Regions from separate parts of the Mus musculus genome. Here region 1 is linked to region 2. A link is a loop called in an ENCODE intact Hi-C map of the cell type or tissue named here. Cell type or tissue: left cerebral cortex. All regions are shown on one strand. Links, peaks and the distances in the headings refer to the core of each region. The heading gives the core; the rest is flanking DNA.

Evidence for each region. A loop is a pair of places that touch in the nucleus more often than their neighbours do. Peaks named below come from ENCODE experiments on the same cell type or tissue, not always from the same donor. Only the 100,000 strongest peaks of a DNase experiment are listed, where the experiment ranks them.
Region 1: it touches region 2 in a loop (2.3-fold over the local background); 2 of 42 quality-filtered maps call a loop at or near these places.

Annotation. Positions count from the first base shown.
Region 1 is chr1:89,134,972-89,137,775 of GRCm38, forward strand. It overlaps Sh3bp4 (SH3-domain binding protein 4), which reads left to right. Exons shown (of 6, transcript NM_133816.3): 3 at 2,588-2,804. The coding sequence starts at 2,715. Among named protein-coding and RNA genes, the nearest start is that of Gm34331, 33 kb to the left of the region's middle. In left cerebral cortex, for the core only: no CTCF peak of the experiment used is centred there; DNase peaks (open chromatin) are centred at 1,497 and 2,408.
Region 2 is chr1:89,056,393-89,059,196 of GRCm38, forward strand. No RefSeq gene overlaps it. Among named protein-coding and RNA genes, the nearest start is that of Sh3bp4, 13 kb to the right of the region's middle. In left cerebral cortex, for the core only: CTCF peaks have their summits at 1,229 (motif pointing right) and 1,810 (motif pointing left); a DNase peak (open chromatin) is centred at 1,261.

The sequences.
Region 1 (2,804 bases), core at 234-2,733, 79 kb after region 2:
TGAACCTGGATCCACCCCAGCCTGCCCCGATAAAGCTGCTCGCTCAGGAATCTCCCAGTACCTCTGTGTGTGTGGCCTTCTTCTGTTCTAGACTTGGAGGGAGGCGAGGCTACACAGCCAGTGCCTCAGTGCTGTGTTCTATGTCTGCACCTGACCAACAGCGTTCAGCTTCCCTAGACCAGAAGTAACCATTCCCAAAGGAAACAGCGGGTTTTTCTCAACTACATCATGTGACCGTTCCCAGCCAGGAGTGGTAGTTACTTTCCTGTGGTTAGGATGAAGCACCACAACCAACGAAACGTATGGAAGAGAGGACTTATTTTGACATACGGTTCCAGAGGGATAAGAGTTCACCATGGCAGGCAGGCTGGCAGGCATGGCAGCAAGTGTAATAGAAGACGCAGGAAGCTGAGGGCTCACACACTGACCCGCAGGCACAAAAGCAGGGAGTGAATGAATAGCGTGGACCTTTTAATCGCAAAAAAAAAAAAAACCCCACCTTTACTGATGTACTTCCTCCAGCAAAGCTGCCCAAGTAGGGTCACCAACTGGGGACCAAACATTGGAGCCTATGGGAGACGTGTCTCATTCAAACCACCACACCTTCAGTGGCTTCCAGAAGTCCTCAGGGGGAAAGGTGAGCTGTGACCCATGCAGCCCTGGTCCTCACTCACTTGCCGAGGCACTCCAGGGCTCACCCCAGTTCCAGTCCCAGGCTCAGGTGCCTTTAGGCAGGGCTACTCTGACTCCGTGTCCCGTGTCCCAGCACATCCCAGGCTGTTTACATGGGAGCCAAGGCAAGATTCTGCCCCTAGGGTTCTAAAGTCAGGAGGTTGCCTTGAAGCTTGTCATTAGTGCCCCTTCTTTGTGCCATTCGGACTCGGGTTCTTTAACCCTCCAGAAAATCAGTCTTGTGGCCTGGACTGGGATGGCAGAGATGACCAGCTCATTTCTGATGGAAGGACTTGTTAGACACAAGAGGAAAGCAAGCACAGGTAGTAAACACCAGTGTCCTTAGAGCAGATGAAGAACCAAAACATACTCCTTACTCACGGGTTCTCAGAGCAGCTCTGAGCTTCACCAGTGTCCTCAGGACAAGCCTGCCATCAGCTGTCACAGCCAGTAGGCATCTCCTGACCTTCCCTTCTGTATTGGCAGCACAGTCTACTGCCTCTCCTTAGACACCCCGGCCTTCAGAATCGCAGGGGACACTTGTGCGGCTGGAAAGTTGGCAAGCCCAGGCTGTGTATGGGCTCCAGCCCATTCCTGAAGTGACTTTCCCCCCCCCCCTCCCACTCTCCAACCTCTTTCCTCTGTCATGAGTTCCCCAGTGTCCGTAAATGGCACGGAGTCTCTGGCATAGAGAGCTTGCAAGCTGTGATCTTCTGGAATCTTAAGGTGGGCGGGAAGTCGGAAGCCTTTCTTGGATCTCTGCCCACTGGTCCCTGGAGCCAAGACTGGCCTCTGATGCTTGGTAGTAGTAATTGGTATTCATTGAGACCTTGCCTCACGTTGTGTATCATTCCATCGTGTGTATTTCTTAAGAAATACAGCAAGTGTAGTTAATGGGCTGGATAGGATTCAGGATTTGTATTGTTAGCAGCAGCAGGAGGTGGGTGCTGAGCCTGCACATTCTGTACATGGGTCCTTTGAGCTGGGGATGTAGTGCCTGGGGCTGGTGAGCTTACTTTGTCATAGAGAGCTGTGTGAGGGTGCCACACCTGCGTCAGAGGCCCCATTTTCAGCCATGTTCTAGGTGGAGTGTTGAGCGCCCCATTGTTTGGGGCTGAGGCGGTATGCATTGGTTTCTGGTAGAGAAGCTGCAAATTTCACGCATTGAAATCAGCTCTTATTGCTATTTCTTGCCCGTCGTCAGTCCTGGTTTAGGGTCTGCTCCAAGCCAACGAAAGACCCCGCCACAAATTTTAAGCCTGGTCTACCTCATCCTACTAAGAACCAACCGTACTCATAATTATGTCCACCAGCAGCCTAGGAATAGCAGTTTGATAGTGTGCCCAATTTCACATGTATTCATTAGCTGCACGTCATAAACCTGGTAGCCCCCAAGGACTGTGCGTATGATGTCTGTTCAGTTCTAGTGGGGACTAGGGGTACACATAGGCAGGGAGCAGCCTCCCACCCCTACCCCCACCCCCAAGCCACCATGGCAAGGCTTCAAGAGCAAATGGTGTTACTGGCTCTCTGTTCCTTGTGCCAAGCCTCCCACGGCCACTCCTCCAACAGGACCCGCCACTCTGGACAGACAGGGGCTGTTTTCTTCCTGAGTCCTGGAAGTGCCAATGTACTGCACGGTCTGAGGCTGCCCTCTTTGACTGCACTGAATGGCCATCCAGGTGCTGGGACACATTTCACAGACCCCATTGTGCCCTAGGAAGAGCATCTCTACGTGCCCACTGGGCACAGGGTCTGTGCAGCTTGCCACTTCTGCTCCTGGGCCAGAGCAATGAATTGGGTCTCTCTCTTCACTGGAATGGTCTGGAAGAAACAGGACTCCCTCCTCCCATAAGATTACCCTCGAAGCCATGCTTCACTTGTTCAGAGGAAATTATTTCTCCTCTCCCTTCAGGAAGAAGCACACTGCCAAGTTGACCCTGCCGTGCAGCGTGACTTTATGAGACAGCAGCTGCTGTCCCTGCTGGAACTAGGGGAGGAGACATGAGACCATAGTACCTCACCCACCCAAGAGGCTCACCATGGCAGCCCAGCGTATCCGGGCAGCCAACGCCAGTGGCCTCCCTCGGTGCAAGTCGGAGGGGACTCTGATAGACCTGAGCGAGGGCTTC
Region 2 (2,804 bases), core at 221-2,720:
TTGGCATCAAAAAGACCCTCTGACATGTTAGGTTCCCTGCACAATGAGAGTCCAAGTTCTGGAATGCCCATCCCGTTTGCCTAGTGTAAGGCCAAGTATTGGCTCAGGACACTTCAAAGACCAAGTTCTCAGCACCAGGGAGATTTATTTGCCCCAGAAAAACAAAGGGCAGAGAATAAGAGACAAAGGCAGGAGATAGAGGATGAGAGAGAAGAGGAAGGGAACAAGGGAGAGGGAGGAGGAGGATTTGTCCCAGAGGGGAACAGGACAAAGGAATGTGGATAGAGAGGGGACAGACACAACCCATAGACAAATGGCAGTTTATAAAGGTACGAGGGGAAACCCTGTGTTAGGAAGAGTATTTAATTTTAAGTGGACATGTTTATTAGGTGAGACTTTTGACTGCTGGACTTCAATACTTTGATAGTTGGATCTTGGTTGTCAGCCTCAGGAGGAGGAATTGGCCAAATGAAGAGAAAAGACGTCGGTGGCTAGCTTTAGGAATGCAATCCAATGTTTTTTAGCAAGGCAGAGGGAATGGGGAAGAAGGGCAAGGCCCACCAGAGCCATGTTTGCCATGCTCAGGCCGGCTAGAGTTCCTTCACCTAGAGTTGGGTGTTGTCAGTCTCTCAGAAACACAACCATAAGAGTTCTTTCTTAATGGGTAATAGAAGTAATAACATGAAGAAAAGGTTTCTATTGAAGGTGAGACACCCATACCACTAGAGTCTAAGAACACACAACACCATTAGCTCTTTGGGTGTTAAAAACCATGGAAGGAGCCATGTGGTAGCATACATCTATAATACTTACTCTTGGGAAATGGAGGTAGGAGGGTCAAAAATTCATCCTTGGATGCATAGAGCTGGAGGCCAGTCTCAAATACACCAATGTATGCACACACGCACACACACACACACACACACATACACACACACCCCTCCACACCAAACAACCACCACTAAAACCTAGCAAGAAAGGGTCCATTTAATACCAATCTCAAATCTATTCCCCATGATGAGGACTCCAGCCAGAATGGGCAATGCAAAAAAATAAATGTGATTGATGTGGCTGAAAGGTAAAGAAAGAGCTCCTATCATACAAGAGAGGCAGGAAAGAGGACAGTGGGAAGGAGGGAGGCAGCAAGGGATTGTGAGCGTGCCCTTTACAGCATCTTAAACAGCACACATGGAAAGAAGAGCTCTGCCCACCAGTAGGTGGAACAGCAAAACAGAAGAAAAACCTACAGATGGTGTTGTGCAGCTATTTCCTCGGAGTTGAAACATTCTCTCCTGGTGGAGGAGGGAGGCTCTTAACACTGGGAAAGTAAAGAAAAATGTGCTTGGCTCCAGAAGCCTGCAGAGTCGAGAGGCTCCCAGGCTCCTCTGAGAAGGTGAGCTGCAAACAGTGGCTGCAGGGAGAAGTCTTCAGTGGAGCTGTCTGCAGGCCCAGCAGGGAGCTCCAGGGATGCAGCTTTTGGGTGTGGCCGTCCATGCTGGGAGGGCTTTTCAGTGCTGAGCAGCCTTTGAGTCACCCATGCCCCTGGATGCAATTCCAGGAAATCCCTTGGTTCCACAAGTTCGACTTCGTTGAGCCATTTCTTTGGCCGGTTCATTGGTGCTCTCTCTGGGTGTACACTCTTTAGTTCTCTCCTGGAGATGTAACTCAATGAGTGGGAGCTGGAGAGATGGCTTAGCAGTTATAAGCATTCAGGATGTTTGCAGAAGACCCAAGTACAGTTCCTAGCACCTTACATTGGAAAGTTCACAACCACATGTAATCCCAGCTCTAAGGAGTTTGATGCCCTCTTCTGGTCTCTGAAGGCACTGCATCCACCTGCACATAGCCACACACAAACACACACATACACATAGTTTCTTTTAATCTGCAGGGGCAAACAAGCAAGGTACTAAGCAAGCTTTCTAAAGAAATTACATCCATACCAGTCGGTGGTATTTAAAAACACAAACTGAGTGTCTTCCAGCTGCAGATAAATTACCATTTTTATATACATTGACAAATTACAATTACACATATTTCTGAATTATATGTATTTATATGTACATACAGACAGATTGCTGAAGGGACATATGAATACATATGCAATTAAATCAAGCTAGCTATCATGTCCATCCCAAATGCTCCTCCTCTTCTTCCTCCTTCTCCTTTCCTCTTCTGTCTCTTCTACTTCTTTTTCTTTCGTGAAAATATCTGAAGTTAGTGTTGGTCTACAGACAATTCCACCAGGCTACACTCTACATCTACCTAGCAACAGCTTGTATCACTTCCAGGTATATGAAGAGGGAGTGCTCGCTACCCGAGCTCTCTCTCACCATCTTTCTCTCTCTGTTCCCACATGTTCCTAGCCAGCTGGCCTCTCTTCCTCTCTTTCTCTTTCTTTCCTTCTCCCTGCTTTCTCTGCCTCTACCCCTCTCCAGGTACCCCCTCCCTTTCCCCATAAACTTTCTTTATATTAGGTCTGTTCCTTAGGGGAACACCTTGGCAGAACCAAGATAGCAACCTCCGCAATTATACTGCGTTATAAAACACAATAATTATATTTAGGGGTTTAGAAACATGTGTATAATACAGTGCTGTTTACCATCTCTTGGTTACTTTTCCTTTTGTAACACACCTGAGACCTCACAAAAGCAACGCAAGGGAGAAAGGGGTTTTATTGGCTCACACTCTGAGGTTCAGTCCATCTTGGAGGCAGGAGTTTGAGGAGCAGTGAGTCACATCAAACTAGCACTTAAGAATCATAGAAGGCCGGACAATGTTGTTGCACACCTTTAATCCCAGCA